Regions from separate parts of the Homo sapiens genome. Here region 1 is linked to region 2. A link is a loop called in an ENCODE intact Hi-C map of the cell type or tissue named here. Cell type or tissue: OCI-LY7. All regions are shown on one strand.

Region 1 (5,000 bases), 210 kb after region 2:
AGATATCAATTAGCCTTCACACCATTTCTGGCTTTTATTCCTTGTGACTTAAATTAGCTAAATGGCTGGCCCTGCTAAAGGAAGGTCATGTTGCCACCCTGTCAGCACTGCGTGCATTTTGAGTTTTGTTTTCTCTAGTGGTGATGATGGGTCCTCATTTACCCCACTTACCATCTAGTGGGTATGTCCCTGAGGTAGAGGGGCTGGTAGAAAGCATTTATTTGTAGCCATGCAGCAGTTAACTGGTACAAAGGGACTGAACTTATGACTTTGACCTCACTAGCAAGATGCTTTAAATAGCTACTAACAGTTAGCACTAGCACACCAAAAGCTACCACTTAAATGTCAAAGGCAATACCTTGGGCAGCCTGGAACATCTCATTCCAGTGTGGGATCTATCCATATTCTTCCTTAGAAACTAGGCAGACCACTTGAACTCTCTACAATGACATATCAAATAATAATAATATGATGATGATGATAGCTACCCCCACTGATTACCTAATATCTAAGAGACACGCTGGTGGCCGGGCGTGGTGGCTCATGCCTGTAATCCCAGCACTTTGGGAGGACGAGGCGGGTGGATCATGAGGTCAGGAGATCGAGACCCTCCTGGCTAACACACTGAAACCCCGTCTCTACTAAAAAATACAAAAAAAAATTAGCCGGGCGTGGTGGCAGGCACCTGTAGTCCCAGCTACTCGGGAGGCTGAGGCAGAAGAGTGGCGTGAACCCAGGAGGCAGAGCTTGCAGTGAGCCGAGTTGGTGCCACTGCACTCCAGCCTGGGCGACAGAGCGAGACTCCATCTCAAAAAAAAAAAAAAAAGGTAAAAAAATTTCTCCCTTTGTGGGAGAAAATAAGTGATAACCATTAACCCTGGTTATTGAACTTTCTGAGATAGATCAAGCGTATCCTGAAAATAATTATCACATATTCCAAATCATTGCATTGTTTTTGGAATTGGGCTTTTTTTAAACCATTTTATGAATCTTTATTTTCTTGTATATCTCAAGTTCTGTATAATTCTAGTAATTCTTCTTGTTTTATGAAAGGAATTATCTTGACATAAGGATTTCACCAGTCAGCTCCTTGCAGAGATGTTACCGGAAAGCGGTCCTGACCCAGACCCCAAAAGAAGGTTCTTAGATCTCTCACAAGAAAGAATTTAAGGCAAATCCATAGAGTAAAGTGAGGGCAAGTTTATTAAGAAAGGAAAGGAATAAAGAATGGCTGCTCCATGGACAAAGCAGCCACCAGGGCTACTGGTTGCCTATTTTTATGGTTATTTCTTTTTTTTCTTTTTTCTTTTTTTTTTTGAGATGGAGTTTCGCTCTTGTTGCCCAGGCTGGAGTGCAATGGCACAATCTCGGCTCGCCTCAACCTCTGCCTCCCGGGTTCAAGCGATTCTCCTGCCTCAGCCTCCTGAGTAGCTGAGATTACAGGCATGTGCCACCATGCCCTCCTAATTTTGTATTTTTAGTAGAGATGGGGTTTCTCCACATTGCTCAGGCTGGTCTCAAACTCCCGACCTCCGGCAATCCACCCGCCTCGGCTTCCCAAAGTGCTGGGATTTCAGGCGTGAGCCACCGTGCCTGGCTGGTTATTTCCTGATTATATGCTAAACAGTGGGTAGATTATTCATGCCTCCCCTTTTTAGACCATATAGGGTAACTTCCTGATGTTACCATGTTCGCCATGGCATTTGTAAATTGTCATGGCACTGGTGGGAGTGTAGTAGTGAGAATGACCAGAGGTTACTCTCATCGCCATCTTGGTTTTGGCCAGCTTCTTTATTGCAGCCTGTTTCATCAGCAAGGTGTTTATGACCTGTATCTTGTGCCAACCTATCTCATCCTATGACTTAGAATGCCTACCCGTCTGGGAATGCAGCCCAGTAGGTCTTAGCCTTATTTTACCCAGCTTCTACTCAAGACGGAGTCACTCTGTTTCAAACTCCTTGGGCAGAGGGTCTGCATGTCCAGGTGGTATTTGGGTTGCTTCCTTTCCCAATGGATTTCACTTCCCTGTCTCAAAATAGTCCTTTTGTTCTGCCTCTGAACACATGTAAGGCTTCTCATCTTAAAAAAAGCAAATCCTAAAAAATATTTTAACATAGGATGCAATGTCACACTGTTACAGTCATTAAACTTGATGTTGCAGAATACTTAATATCCTGAGAAAATGTTCACAAGATATTATTAACTGAAAACAAGTTTTAAAACATCCTGTAGAGTATGATCCCAATTTTCTTCTTAAAAATGCACATGGCTGAGCATGGTGGCTCACACCTGTAATCCCAGCACTTTGGGAGGTCGAGGTGGGTGGATTGCTTGAGCGTAGGAGTTCATGACCAGGTGGGCAACATGGTGAGACCCTGTCACTACAAAAAATACCAAAAAGTTAGCTGAGTATGGCGGCGTGCATCTGTAGCCCCAACTAGGCAGGAGACTGTCTCAAAAACACATAAAAAAGACTGAAAAATGTTAATAGCTAATAACTAATAGATGTTAGCTTTGATTATTTCTGGGCTGTGGATTTGTGGCTGATTTTTCTTTTCTGTCTGTATTTTCTAAATTTTCTATAGTGGGCTTTCTTGATCCTGTGAGGATGGGGTGGGCATGGTGTGTAAGGGTGCTCTGGAAGGCAGCAGCAGTGGTAAGGGAGACACCTCACAGTGCAGCCCAGGCAGAGTGGCTGCGTGTTTGAGTGACAGTATGGGACATGCCGTGTAGTACAGTTGGACCCAAACAAGCTTGTTTATCATGTTGTCCTGAGAAACTTGGTCATCAGGGGCAGTCTTGGAGGACCAGCCTTGCTATCAGCCCAGAGGTGACTTTGTGTGAGTTAGGAAAAGGTGCCTCTTCCTCAAGAGAAATTACTGCCATCTGCTGGGAAAGGATTGTAATAATTACACAAAGCTCTGAAGACTAGGAGGCAAACCCTGGTTTGCAGTGGTTGTGCAGTGCACAACGGTAGGCACAGTCCTCTGGAAGACCTGCCTCCATCCTCTGACCTAGGCCCTGGTGTGGATCTGGAAAAATGTATTTTTATATTATTAGTATTTTTTTTTACCACCCATTAAAACTTTTTTATTGTGGGAAATTTCAAATAGGAAAACAGAGAGGGGAATATAATGAGTCTTCATCTTAGTATCTCCGGCTTCAATAAAGATTCACATTCTGTGCCGTTCTTTTTCATCTATCGCTCTACAGTATTTTTGCTAGAATATTTTAGAGCAAATCTCATGCTTCATATCCTTTTTCCCATCTATTGGAGTTTATATCTAACTATATAAGAAATAATACCATTATTACACTCAGAAATATATATATTTTCTTAAAGCTTCTAAAATAGCTGTGCAGAAGAAAAGGCAACAAAGGCAAGGGGAAGATTAATTACAAACTCGAGAGGAGGCGTTGTGCTTGTGTTGGGACGTTTAGGTTTTGTCCTAAGAGGAGTGGAGAGGCTTCTGCATCTTCTGTGCAGGACACTCTGCCTTTTATGGTGATCTTTTTGCCTCCCTCCCAGTAAGGAGGGTATCCCTGCACCTTCCTTCTACTTTGGGACACTGACTTCTTCCTCTGTTAGTAGGTTCCAGAGATTGGCACACTCTCACCAGCCTGCCCAACCTGCCCTCTTCCCAGTCATTTCCTGTCATTCAAGGCAAAAGAAGAGGATTGAAAGGGGACACACTATTGTAGTTCCACCCAGCAAACCCAAATTAAACCCAAGGTTCTTCTAGTCCTCATTAACCACAACACAGGACTCCACACTCCATGATCTCATAAAAAGTGGGTGGCAGTCACACACAAATGGAAAGTTCAGATAAAGAAAGACACAGCCCAAGCAGATACAGAGCCCAAGATGTGGGTGGAACTTGCTTGAGGGCTGCATTGCCAGTGTTCTCTTTATGATCTCAGGCAGTACTTCCTTTGGGGCATTTATTCCTTATTGCTAGGAGTTAGAACAGGCTGCAGGATTGTAACACTAGCTTTTCCTTCCACTTCTAATGCTACTAAATTACAATAATGAACATATTAATGGCATATTTGATTGCAACTAACAGGTGTGATGTCTCTTTTAAGCATTTCATACAGAACTGTCAGAATGTAGGCTGCAGTAAAATCTGCACATGTTCATGCTTTTCCTGTACCGTTTTAAAGGAATATCACTGGCTAGGCATGGTGGCTCATGCCTGTAATCTCAGCACTTTGGGAGGCCGAGGCAGGTGGATCACCTGAGGTCAGGAGTTCGAGACCAGCCTGCCCAACATGGCAAAACACCATCTCTACTAAAAAGACAAAAAATTAGCCAGGTGTGGTGGCAGGCGCCTGTAATCCCAGCTACTCGGGAGGCTGATGCAGGAGAATCGCTTGAACCCGGGAGGCAGAGGTTGCAGTGAGCCGAGATCGCGCCACCCCATCTCCAGCCTGGGTGACAAGAGGGTAACTCCATCTCAAAAAAAAAAAAAAAAAAAAGTGCAGGTCACCCGGCCTCACCCTGGACCTGCTGAAGTAGTGATCTGTTTTAATAAGCCCTGCAAGTGGTCTTAGTGCAAGCTAAGGTTTAAGAACCACTGCTCTACTCTGTGGTGATCTTGAATCTGACACTGGCGTTTAAAGCTACTATTCTGGCCTACCAAATGGATGCAAATAACATTGTTGGCCTACTTGACTCCTCCTCAGATGCTGGTGTCTCTAGCCAGAATCTGGCCTCCCTCACCCTGAGGCTGGGTTCCACCCTTTTCTGGTGTTTCTGGGCGGGCTCCGCATGCTGGTCCCATTGGCTCTGCTCTTCTCTCTCTGGATGCTGGACGACTGCCTACCTGCCCAGGCTCTTCTCTGCATTGGTAGCTTTGCCAAAGTGGACTGTGGTTGCAGATGACCTGAACAGGATTGAAAACCAACCCCTGAAGATAGATAACAGACTCAGATAACAAAAAAATCGTATTTATCTTATGTAATAGGTTTTGAGAGGATTACATATTTGAAGGTCATTC
Region 2 (5,000 bases):
CCTGCCTGTTTCATGGTCACAGTCTGCTCAAATAAACTCTTAGTTTTTAATGTGCCAAAGGTTATGTTTTAATAGATGCAAACGTGAATCAGAGCAAATCCTGGCGATGTTCTGCAGGCAGTGGCCCAGTTATACGAATGCCTGTTCAATAAGTTTGCCTGGATAAAGGAAGAAAGGGGCAAGAAATGAATCAAATTCTACAGTGGGGACCACTACGTTTCTCTGCTTTCAATGCCTGCTTTATTATTCTTTTCTTTTTCTCTCTTTCTTTATCAGGGTCACCCTCAGGAAAAAGTCAGACACACTCCCCTGAAACCACTGCTGGCTGGAGGAAACAGGTTTAGCATATGTCAATGAGAACCACACATGCTATGGAATTTCATGCCAAAGCTATCAAGCTTCCCTTTGACAGCCTCACTGAGAAAACAAGTCAATAGAGATTCATTAATTGGAATTTAGAAACCTTACTTATTTAAAAAAAAAAGGCTGAAAATTATTATACATTACAGAACAATGATTCTCACACTCCAGGGCACTTAAGAATCCCCTGAGGTGTTAAGAAAAAGAGACTTTTTAATTGAAATAAGTTTCTGAATTTATAATAAAATTAGCATTTTGAGATTAAAGTCTTAAGAAATCTAAATTTATAAACTCATAATTTTAATAAATTGAATATTCACTAAAACACCAGCAACTCCAGGTATTTTTTCAAGCCCCAAATCTTCCCTTGTCGAAACAAGGGAATTAGCAATGCACCTGACATTTATCAGGCATCTTTGTAAGTTCTGTTGCCTTTATTATATAAGGGCTCTCTTGCCTTTATAGCCTACCCACCTTCTTCTTTTCCTTGGATTCAGCTATTATCTTTCTGCTAATTATCAATAAATTAATAATTTTGATTAGGGAAATCTCTTTCAAGTTTGGTAATGTTATGGGATCTTTGAGGTGTCCTTCTCCTGGCTGGAAACCTGTGGCTGGTGGAGGCCTTGCCCAAGTTTTGCTCAGCCCACTGGGCTCGTTCTGCCCACTTGGCCTAGCAGGCTGTACTCAGCTCATGCTACTGGCCTGGATCCCACACCTCCAAGGGAGACAGTGAGTCAAGCATGGAGCAGCAAGAGTTGTGTGTGTGAGCACGGGGTCTGGCCACTGCGCAGTCAGACATGCAGCTGCTGCCATGGGGCGGGCAGCTCCAGATGCCAGCATAGGCGCCGGCTCTCAGTGAGGCTGCAGCTGGACAGGGCGCACCACAAGGAGCTTCCCTGGCTGGCACCAGGGAAAGCAGTGGTGCCTGGAAGCTTGGAGATGCCAGGAACCACAGGGCCTCAAAGAAGGAGTCACAGCCCTGGCTCAGGGAGCTCCCAGGTCTAGACTCCCCAAAGGGCCACAGCTCTCCTTCTCTCTGCCTGTAACGTGGGGAGCAAGGGGCATGTTTCAGCCCTGTTTGTATTACAGTTCTCTTAGCCTTGCCATTTAGTGGGTCCCAAGTTCTTGTCTTGTGACCAGGAAGAATGAGGTACGCATGCAAGTGAAGGGTGAGCAAGATGATGAAGAGCTTTATTGAGCGATAGAACAGCTCAGTCTCCCACAAGGGGCAGCTCCTTTCCTCAGCCAGGATGTCCCGTCAAGTGTTCAGCTCCTAACTGAGAGCTGGTAGCTCCTCTCTGCAGGCAAGTCGTCCCAACAAGTGTTCACTCTTGGCAGGGAGAGTGGCTCCTCTCTGCAGCTGTTCCTCCCATGGTCCAGCTACCAGCAGAGAGGGTAGCTCCTCTCTGCAGCTGGTCATCCCGTCATCTGTTCAGCTCTGGCTGAGTCCTGGGCTTTTATGGCCTCAGAAGTGCCCGCTGATTGGTCTATGAGAGGCCATGGCGGGTGGCCAGAAAAGCCACCACCTCCCACTCCTATCAACTGGATGGGCAGTCAGCCCCAAGCCTTCAGGCCTTCCCTGGCCTAACCAGGGACCTGCCCCCTTCTACCCTCTTAACAGCCTGTCTGCCTCCTGCAGCTGTCCATGGAGCCCAGAATGCTCGAGTCAAGGGGCACCTGTAGGCCAGCACCAAGCTGCTCTCAGCCACCCCTCGGCTTCCCCTGTACTCCTCAGTGCCCAAAGTCCGGAGGGGGTCTAGGCAGCAGGGGGCTGGCGTGTCAGCACTGCCCTGAGCTTGGCCCCAACCCAGCTCCAAGATCAAAGCAGTGCAGGGAACAGGGAGAGGCCAGGCAGGAGCAGGCTTCCCCGAGCCTGTGGGGACAGGGGGGCCTTCCTGACCTCAAGGGTACAGATCCCACAGACGGCCTGGGTCCTGCACCTGGGAAGGTGGGGCTCCTGCCTGCTCTGTGGAATGTGCAGGCAGCCCGGGCCATGCCTCCTCACAGCCTGGGGCGGGGGCTCCAGGTCCTTGCTGGGTGCCTCTCTGCCCACTCCTCTGTGCCCAATCGCGTGGCTCCATCACTCCCCCTCTGGGCTGGGCGACTTGGCCTGGCCTCATAGCGGCGGCCCCCAAGGGGCTGCGGGGCGGCTCCTGCTTGTCCTTGGCTCCCGCTGGTTCCGTGAAGCGTGAAGCGTGGCACAGCCCCGGGCCCAGCTCCGCCTCCTCCCCACGCCCTCCCCACAGCAGCAGTGCGTGGGTGAGAGCAGCAGTGTGGGGCCAGAGTCCCGAGTGATGAAAGCTCCGGGCCTAGGGTCGGGTCCCACCTGGCTGCATGAGTTTGGGGGCAGCACAGGAGGTTGCTTCCGGGACGTGGGGCACAGGGGACCCACCACCGCCACTGCTGCTCCCACAGCCGTTCCTGCTGCCACCCCTCGCACCTCCCCACTGCAGCCGGTGGGGTGGCAGTGGCCTCTCCGGACCACCCGCTGCCACAATCAATAAGTTACCAGACCTGATCCAGCCACAAATTGTCCCTGGTAGGGTCTACCCAAGTGGACGAAACCATAATTAAGAAATACCACTAACTGGTTGCCCTCTGACTGTAACAATGCTTATTTTAGGCAAGCTTTAAAATAGATATGTAGGATCTGGATCTCTAAAAAGAGCATTATTTGTTCAAAGAAAACATTAATACAGTACTGACTATTCCATTTGGTGCCACAAGATGTCACTTATATACAAGCAAACTCTGTATATAAAATAGAAATAATTTTGTTTCAGAATTTTTTGGGTCCTAATTTGTAAGGACACCTGGTCATCCATCCTGGATGATAAAAATATGACTACAAAATGCTTCCTGACCTCAAAAGGCTTAAAAGCTTACAAAGAAGCAGATGTGTGCTCAAGTAGCTGAACACAATTCACAGTATGTTCAATGCAATGCCAGAAATGCACACTGTCTAAGCAAAAATTGGCCTGGACAAAGTTACATAGTCAAGGAAGACTTACTTTAAGGCTATTGCAATAGGTGAGAGAGACCAGAATATAGCATGAACTCAACTCCACTGAAACAAAGGGGAAGATAATTGGGTTTGGGTTTTTTTTTTTTAATATTTGTGTTATGGTAAATATACATAAGATAAAATTTCCCATTTTAGCAATTTTTCAATGTACAATTTAGTGGTACTGAGTATATTCACAGTGTTGTACAAACATCACCACTATCCATTTCTAGAACTTTTCCATCACCCTAAATAGAAACTCTATGTCCATTAAATAATAACTTCCAATTCCTCCTTCCCATATCCCCTAGTAAACCATTCATCTTTTTGTGTCTCATGAATTTGACTAGTCTAGATACCTCATATAAGTGGAATCATGTAATATTTGTGCTTTTGTTTCTGGCTTATTTTACTTAGCCTGTTTTCAAGGTTCATCCATAATGTAGCATGTATCAGAATTCCATTCCTTTTTCAGGCTAATACTCCATTGCATGTATTAACCACATTTTATTGATACATTTATCTGTCGGTGGGCATTTGGAGTGTTTCCACCTTTTGGCTATTGTGAATAAAGCTACTATAAATGTTGGTGTGCAAATATCTGTTCAAGTCCCAGCTTTCAATTCCTTTGAGTATATACCTAGAAGTAGAATTGCTGGATCACATGGTAATTCTGTGTTGAACTTTCTGAAGAACAACCACACGGTTTTCTACAGCAGCTACACAATTTTATATTCTCACTAGCAAGGTACAAATATCCAGATTTCTCCACATTCTTGACGACACTTGTTATTTTCTGTTCTTCTGATAATTATCCTAATGAATATGAAGTGGTATTTCATTGTAGTTTTGATTTTCACTTCCCTAATGATGAGTGAGGCTAAGCACCTGTTCATGTGCTTATTGGCCATTTGTACCTCTTCTTTGGAGAAATGTCTATTCAAATTATTTTCCCATTCTTAAATTGGGTTATTTGGTTTTTCTGTTGTTGAGCTGTAGACATTCTTTACATATTCTTTATTTATACATATATCAAATATGTTATTTGTAATATATTTGTCTCATTCTGTTGGTTGCCTTTTCACTCTACTGATGTACAGAAGTTTAGCAGGAGAGGTTTTAAGAGCTGGAGTAGGGGGTAGTAGGCCATCTGTGTTAACTGTCCTTACCTAAAGAAAACACAAACTTTACTGTATCTTCGTGATAGGAGGTACTGTTATAACTTGGAGCTAAGCACCCTCTCAAGTTGGTTACTGCCCTCCTACAGAAACTGGAGACACGGGCTCTATCTTCCTTGATTATTACATTTCAAGGAGATGGCCCTCCTTAAGAAAGACATTCCAGGGTTGTAGAATTGGTAACAGGCATTTTTTAAAAGTTATATATCAAAGGAGCAAAAAAACAGCCTAAAAGTTTTTTTATAGTAAATGATCTAAGAAAAGGGAGGTCAGTGGCCTAGAGTTGGTAAGAAATCCTATCTAAAGTTAGGAGAACTAAGAGAAATATTAATGAGACTTTATTTTGGCCACCTTGGTTAAAATAAAACATTTGGAGGCCGGGCATGGTGGCTCATGCCTGTAATCCCAGCACTTTGGGAGGCCAAGGCTGGCGGATCACCTAAAGTCAGGAGTTC

What was found. A loop is a pair of places that touch in the nucleus more often than their neighbours do. Peaks named below come from ENCODE experiments on the same cell type or tissue, not always from the same donor. Only the 100,000 strongest peaks of a DNase experiment are listed, where the experiment ranks them.
Region 1: it touches region 2 in a loop (8-fold over the local background); 15 of 110 quality-filtered maps call a loop at or near these places.

The regions. Positions count from the first base shown.
Region 1 is chr13:36,856,278-36,861,277 of GRCh38, reverse strand. All of the region lies in intron 5 of SMAD9 (SMAD family member 9), which reads left to right. Among named protein-coding and RNA genes, the nearest start is that of RFXAP, 40 kb to the right of the region's middle. In OCI-LY7, CTCF peaks have their summits at 2,685 and 2,884 (motif pointing left); a DNase peak (open chromatin) is centred at 2,887.
Region 2 is chr13:37,067,287-37,072,286 of GRCh38, reverse strand. No RefSeq gene overlaps it. Among named protein-coding and RNA genes, the nearest start is that of SUPT20H, 10 kb to the right of the region's middle. In OCI-LY7, CTCF peaks have their summits at 2,889 and 3,091 (motif pointing right); DNase peaks (open chromatin) are centred at 3,186 and 4,226; H3K4me3 peaks cover 374 bases; H3K27ac peaks cover 2,191 bases.